2 separate regions of the Homo sapiens genome follow, and region 1 is linked to region 2. The links are chromatin contacts, found by Hi-C or POLR2A ChIA-PET in ENCODE. All regions are on one chromosome and are shown on one strand. The core of a region is the stretch at or near the end of the contact, and the rest is flanking DNA. Distances in the headings are between cores, read along the strand shown.

Evidence for each region. Hi-C counts contacts between places; a loop is a spot of excess contacts on that map. ChIA-PET counts read pairs that join two places held with the same protein, here RNA polymerase II (POLR2A). Pooled maps may share reads with other maps.
Region 1: a pooled map shows a loop between it and region 2 (7-fold over the local background). The contact joins the promoter of C9orf85 here to the enhancer-like site in region 2. A Hi-C loop is called at or near these places in 3 of 37 single-sample maps with no recorded cell type and 7 of 50 pooled maps. POLR2A ChIA-PET finds 5 or more read pairs at or near these places in 1 of 52 experiments (activated CD4-positive, alpha-beta T cell).

What each region holds. Positions count from the first base shown.
Region 1 is chr9:71,909,848-71,913,263 of GRCh38, reverse strand. C9orf85 (chromosome 9 open reading frame 85) reads right to left here and starts at 1,625. Exons shown (of 4, transcript NM_182505.5): 1 at 1,428-1,625. The coding sequence starts at 1,529. ABHD17B (abhydrolase domain containing 17B, depalmitoylase) reads left to right here and starts at 2,071. Exons shown (of 4, transcript NM_001025780.3): 1 at 2,071-2,630. RefSeq lists enhancers at 1,358-1,417, 1,428-1,477, 1,548-1,857 and a silencer at 2,308-2,547.
Region 2 is chr9:72,441,871-72,445,312 of GRCh38, reverse strand. No RefSeq gene overlaps it. Among named protein-coding and RNA genes, the nearest start is that of TMC1, 78 kb to the left of the region's middle. RefSeq lists an enhancer at 861-1,120. Within about 2 kb of position 1,257, at least 9 of the 41 ENCODE cell types and tissues checked have a DNase peak (open chromatin) inside an H3K27ac peak, as active enhancers do.

The DNA of each region.
Region 1 (3,416 bases), core at 376-2,875, 530 kb after region 2:
AGGAAAGGAAAAGGAGATCACAGGTTACCAAAAACAGATGACTTTGCTTTCCCAATCAATGTCGGGAAATTAATCACTTATTGAACACTTACTATGACCTAGGCCATTTATGCATAATCATATAGTTTCGCCTCCCAACAATCCTGACAAATTTGCATTTGAGACCAAAGTAAGGCTCAGAGAAATTAAATATTATACAACTCACTCAAGCCGCACACCTAGTAAATTTGAGCTCCATAACTTTTGTGAATATTAGGTTTATCTGAGTGATGCTGGCCCCTAATATGCCCCTGTTGTCAATGATTTTCTCTCCATACAGCTATGGAGACAGGGAGAGAGATTCACAGCAAAGAGCAAATTAGTAGTTTTTTGTTTTTGTTTTTTGAGACGGAGTCTTGCTCTGTCGCCCAGGAGTGCAGTGATGTGATCTCAGCTCACTGCAACCACCGCCTCCAGGGTTCAAGCGATTCCCCTGCCTCAGCCTCCCGAGTAGCTGGGATTACCGGCACCCGTCACCACGTCGGCTAATTTTTGTATTTTTAGCAGATTGGGAGTTTCGCCATGTTGGCCAGGTCGTTCTCGAACTTCTGACCTCAGGTGATCCGCCCACCACCTCGGCCTCCCAAAGTGCTGAGATTACAAGCGCCCGCCACCACGCCCGGCTAATTTTTGTATTTTTAGTACAGATGGAGTTTCGCCATGTTGACCAGGTCGTTCTCGAACTCCTGACCTCAGGTGATCCACCCGCTTCGGCCTCCCAAAGTGCTGGGATTACAGCACTTTGAGCCACGGCGCCCGGCCTGCAAATTAGTACTTATATACAACCCAAGTCCTCTGGCTATCTAGACAGTCTGAATTTTTTAGCAGGACTTTACAGAAGTCCTGCTAAAGATAAACAGCAAAACAAGTATTTTTACATTAACCAAATATTTTTATCTTCAAAACAATTGTTACAAAACAGAAATTTCACACAATACTAGTGAGGACAGCCTAAGACAGCTTAATCATTCACATTTCCTCTATGGGCTTGGGGTTTTTGGAAAAAAAAATCGTAGCTGCATAAACTTGGTGTAAAATTTGAAAAAGCCACTCATGCCACAATCCTCGTTTCCCTCTGCTAATGTGATCCAGATGGGAACGCTGAACGACGTAACTGCCCCATCTGCACCTTAGATTTCATTAGGGTCCTGTTCACTCTGTGCAATTAGTTAAGTGTGCTGACCATCAAATATTTACCAGGAGACAACATGTCCAGGTCAAAGAAAGGGCGTGAGAATAACATTTTAGAAAGAGTTGCACTGCAGCCAAGACTAACTCTGGGCTGCGGTCCACACTCGCCCCAGCCGACTCCTCTCATTTCCTCTCTCCCCTCTCCAGTGAGCCATTCCTTCCTGGAGTCAAAGACGGTGCAACAGGCAGGTTCCTACCTTGGTCTGCACACTTTTATCGAACTTGTCATTTTTGAAGCTAAACGTATTCTGGTGCTTCTGAGGTCTGGAACGAGCCACGTTGCCTTTCTGGGAGCTCATCGCCGAAATCAAAGCCACCCCTCGCCGGGAGCAGGCAAAAGGATGAGGGGAAAGAAAACCAACGAACTACTCCCAGGAATTGACGCTTCTGTCAATGACCCGGAAGAAACAAACGCAGCCTTTCCGCCCCGGCTCTGGGTCAGCCCACGTGACTCTTCTGGGAGGTCAAAGAGCATCGCTCTGCCCTCCCTGCTGTTAAGCCAAGCCACTCCACGCGGCGCAGCCTCGACCCCTCCGGCTCCGCGCAGCCTCTTTCTCAAACCCGGAGAACAAGTCCCACTTTCTTCGAAATGAGAATTCCCCCATTGGCCCGAATGTGTAGTCCATCAAATCAAAGGGGCGGGGAACCTTTGTTCCTATTGGTTCTTCTTTTCCGCAATCCCCGCCTCCTGCTGAGCGAGCTCAGCCTCTCCTTGAGCTCAGAGCGCCTCCCACCCTGCCGGGCGGCCTCTGATTGGTGGAAGTGAGGCAAGGCTGGGCTCCGTCTCTCCCCCCGCCCGCTAGTAGGCTGGAGCCGGGGTCAGCTTTGGCACCTTCCTCCAGTCAGTGGCCAACTCCTGGCTCAGTGGGGATTGTGCTCGTCCCCTCCGTTCCCCTCCAGTCTTCCTCCCGCTACCGGAACGAGCCTCGCGCTTGGCAGGCTGAGGAGGAGCAAAGAAAGCAGGATTAAAGAGAAGGAAGACCTGGCTAGGTCTGGGTGGCGTCTGCAGTGCCAGAAAGGGAGGCGGTGGCGGCGGCGGCTGCGACCACGGCCGCGCGGGACGTGAGGCCCGAGAGCAACCGACGGGCAGCGGCGGCCGCTCCAGCGCCCCGCACCGGGGCCGTTAGTCAGCAGAACGCGAGCTCTTGTGGAGGAGCAGGGCCGGCGCGAGGCGAGACTCGGGAGCGTGAGCGGGGCCCCTGGGGCGCCGCCGTCCTTCTTCGCCCCGGCGCCGGGGGCTGTAGCCCTGGTCCCCGCTCCTCTGTCGGGCCAGTCTGCAGGCGGAGAGAGTCGGACGGCGCCCGGAGCGCGGATCTCGCCTTGTGGAGGACAGCGCGTCGGCTGCGGTTCTCTCTCGACCCCTTCTGCCCGGCGCTTCGGCCCGGGCCGCTCAGGTGCAGGTGCGTGCGGCCTCGGGGTTTGGGGACGCCGCAGCCCGGCTCGGGGAGGGGGCGCTAGGCCGGGAGCCGCAGCGCGGGAGGGACGAGCCCGGGCCGGCGGGGGGAGGGGAGCGGGAAGCGTCTTTGTTGTTGGCGACCGGGATCCCTTCTCGGCACAGGGGAAAGGCGGGGAAGCCACTCCTCATCGGGTCTGTGTTTTTGAGAGGATTCTCTGATGGTTGCGTGAAGGGGAGCGGTAGGACAGTCCCTGCGGTCCGTGGAGCGGCCGGAGTCAGGGGGTGGGGGAGGGAGGACCGACCGACACTCTAAGAAGGTCTTTGGTCCTCCTCGGTGAAGAGAAGGGTTCCATTTCATTTCCTTTGCTTTTCTCTCAGTGGATGAAAAGATGGGGTCAGGTTCCCATTCCCCTCACTGGCGCACTGAGAGATTCGCGGGTGCCTAAAAGCTTTCTCCTGAATGTCCTTATATCTCTGTCGGGCGCGATTTTAGATTGAATCTGCACGGGGCTTGGCGATTTGTGTATTCCGGTGGGGCTGTCGTAGGGTTCTTTTTCTTTAGATGGTTGGGCTTTAATCTTATTTGTTTTCGAACTCTAAGGTAGGCTTATCAGGAATCGTTTTTGAATTGGAAAATTTAAAGGTTTTGTTTGGGATTTTTTTTAACCCCGAAACAAAGTTATGTCAAATTAGATTGTACTGTGTGGGGGCTCTCGTGAAGGAAAGAGTGTATTTAACCTGGGGTTTTTGTTTAAAAAAAAAAAAAGTTCAGATCTTTGATCTTTGGTGA
Region 2 (3,442 bases), core at 8-2,507:
GAGCCCTTCTAGGCAAAGCTAATTCTGCTGCTTTTGTCCTTATCCTGTTTACTCCTGCTTATCCTGGAGTCTGTGCCGTCTTTTATTGTCTCTCCTCTGCCTTTTCACTCCTCCTTCTCCATGAGCATCTTTCCCTTACTATAAAACATAACTAACTTGCTCCCACTGATGAATATCTTTTCTTTCTTCTTAATTCCACTTTATTTCCCAGGTGTCTGTGGAGCGTGTGCTATGTGCCAGACACTGTGCTGGGTGATGAGAATACTTTGGGAAATGAAACATCCAAACCCTGGCTTCAGGGAGCTTACAGTCTAGTGAGAGAGCAGATGATAAGTAGGCATCTAAATATAAATTTATAAATTTCCACAAATAGGGCACAGTGCTAGAGAGTAAACAGGGAGTCCTCTAAGTTAGGGTAGCCAGGAAAAAGCTCTTATCATTCCATCACTTCCATTACTGGAGTGCAGACTGTTATCTCTCACCTGGGTTCTAATGAATTCTTAACTGGATTCTCTGCTTACAAATTCCCTTTTTTGGTCCTTTTCACGTATTACTACCATAGTTCAGTGTCTAAAGCAGATCCAAACTTGTCATTCCTCTATTTGTGCCTTCAGTAGTTTCTCAATACCTGCAAGCCCAGATACTTGAGCCCAACATTTTAAAACACCTAGATGAGTAAACAGACTAGAGATTGCTCTATAAACAGAGACCAGTGCTGTGAGCAATGTTTGGTGCTGATGTTAATCTCCAGAACTCCCCTGGGCTTGTTATTTTTGACAGCCATTCTCTATTTTGATTTGTCTTCTTTAACAAAACAAAACCAAATGAAGAATGAAGAGCATCCAATGGAGGACCTAGAGCAATTGCATTCTCTCCTATGACTACTAAGTAGTTCTAAGAAACAGGTTAGGCTGTGGAACCTGCAAAGTGGAGAAGAAAGTGGCTGAAACTCTGGAGAAAGAAAAGGCCACACAGTTGACTGCTGCAGGAGACCAAATTTGACATTCTTCTTTAAAATGCTATTAGGAAAACTGGTCAACTAAAACAAAAAGAAACTAAATTTCATGAATTTCTCATTTGGTGAAATGGGCTTTTGTGAATTGGCCATTGAGTGAGTTTTCTTCAAGAGTCTAGGGGAATTTGACATTCTGACTATTTGACAGACTCCACCAGGGGGAAGTGAGTTATATGAGTCAAGATTAATGGCATGGGCAGAGGAGCTTCTGTCCCACTTCCTTTTTAGTAGCTGAGAGCATACTGTGTCTCTTGTTGCCTCTCTGTCAGCTTGTGGATAGCAAAGTGTGGGCCTAAACTTCACGCTTCCAATACGCCGCCAAAGAGAACATGGAACTTGATTGAGGGCCTGATTAGGAGCTTGATAGAAGATGTCTTGACAAAAAAGATGAGATGACCTGTTAGTGGTGAGCCAGAGATGGTTCACCGGGTCAGAGACCTGCCTATTAAATTATAAGAAACTTTGCAAGCCAGTTGTTAAACACAGCAATACTTAAAAACAAAGATATTTCAACTTACATTTAAATTAATTCTATTAAAAATAAAGACAAGAAATATTCAAAATTGTCACTCCATAGTTATTAGACTACATTTTACATATTATCTATGTTCTTGAGCTTATATGTATCTATTGTATCTGTAAGGCAGATCTTTTTCCAACTTCACATTTGGTGACACCACACTGGTACCTTGAAATGCCAAGGCAGAAATGTTTGCACCACAAAAGTCTGCAAATACCACAAATCAGGGCTCAAGTGACTCAGAACCAACTGCTAATCATACTGCGGTCTACACTGCAGGGCAGACTTCCTGTTTGAAGAGCTAGGAGAGGTTAGCACAGTGACTCATGCCTGTAATCTCAGCACTTTGAGAGGCCAACTGGGGTGGACCACTTGAGGTCAGGAGTTCGAGGCCAGCCTGGCCAACATAGTGAAACCCCATCTCTATTAAAAATTAAAAAAAAAAAAATTAGCCAGGCATGGTGGCACATGCCTGTAATCCCAGCTACTTAGGAGGCTGACACACGAGAATTGCTTGAACCCAGAAAGTGGAGGTCAAAGTAAATGGCACCACTGCACTCCAGCCTGTGCGACGAAGTGAGACTCTGCCTCAAAAAAAAAGAGCTAGGAAAGTCACACTGGACCTCTGCAGCACTAACAAGGTAAGGTCATGTCAGCAAGGATAAGAATGGTCCATGCATTACACCAGTTACAGGCTTCAGTTCATATGCCAGCAGAACACCCCAAAATTGCACCAGTCCCTCCCAGTGGTCATGAGTCCAGGGAGCAGCGCGGACCAGCCATGACACAGCAGAGACCAACAATGTCAAAAGGATGCCAAGAACTCCCAATGTCCTCTGTCCTGCTGAAGTCGCTTAAGCCTCACATTCAGATGTCATCTTGAAGAGAAACAGAGTGAGCAGAAACCTGAGAGACTGAGCACTTTATCTAAAAGAGATAAAGAATTTACCTAAAGTCATGATTTTCTTTATAAAATTGAATAAAATTCTGGTGAGACTAAAACTGCACTTGTCACCCTTTGGGTTGGGGGTGGTTGAGTGAGGATGATCTTTGCTGACAACAGACCTAGTATATAAAAAAGGAGCCATACTTTGTTGTTGTTGCGTATTTGAAAACAGCGTAAATAACTTTACACTTCTGCTACAGTGGTGATTTTGAACTTTTTTCTCTTTCTGTGACTCTAGCCAAAGAGATAGTGAACTTTTATTAAGGGATAAATACTATTAGTATCTTCCATTTGCAGATAAAGAAATCAAGCCTCAGAAAGTCTCTGTAACTTATACAAGATGACCCAACCAGGAAGAGGATGAGTCAGGTCTTGAAAGGAATGTTGGTATGTCTGCAAGCGTTCCGCCCTGGTTTTACTGCTTGTTATCAACCCTTTTCAGGCCTTTTCTAGGTCCTTTTGGCTGTATAGGTACTTCTGCAAGAACTGAGACAAAACAGGAGAGAGCATCCTCTCAGGGAAGCATCTGGAAGAGGTAACCTGGGGACAAGTCAAGTCAGGAAGACTATTACTTTAGAAACTGACCATGAATACTTTAGGATCTAGGACAAGAAATGAAATGTCACTAGAAAGGAAGTTGAGATCAGAAACTAAGTGCACAAATCATGAAGAAGGTAAATGGGCCACAGGACTGGCAGCTAATAGAGTTAAGAAACTGGGGCAATGACTGAAGTGTGGAGAGAGGTTGGCCTGTGAAGAACTAAATCCAGGAATCCTGAGCAAGTGTTCCTTTCACACAGGGCCCAGTTCATCTTGCCAGAGCAGCAGTAGCCTCATAAAGGAGCCAAACCAGACATGAAAACAGCCTCTCTTCACTCACTCCCTCCCACTGCCCTGCATGCCCCAAGACTGCTATCTCCATCTGACTCTTAGTTGTCTTGAAAAATAAGTATTTTTGTTA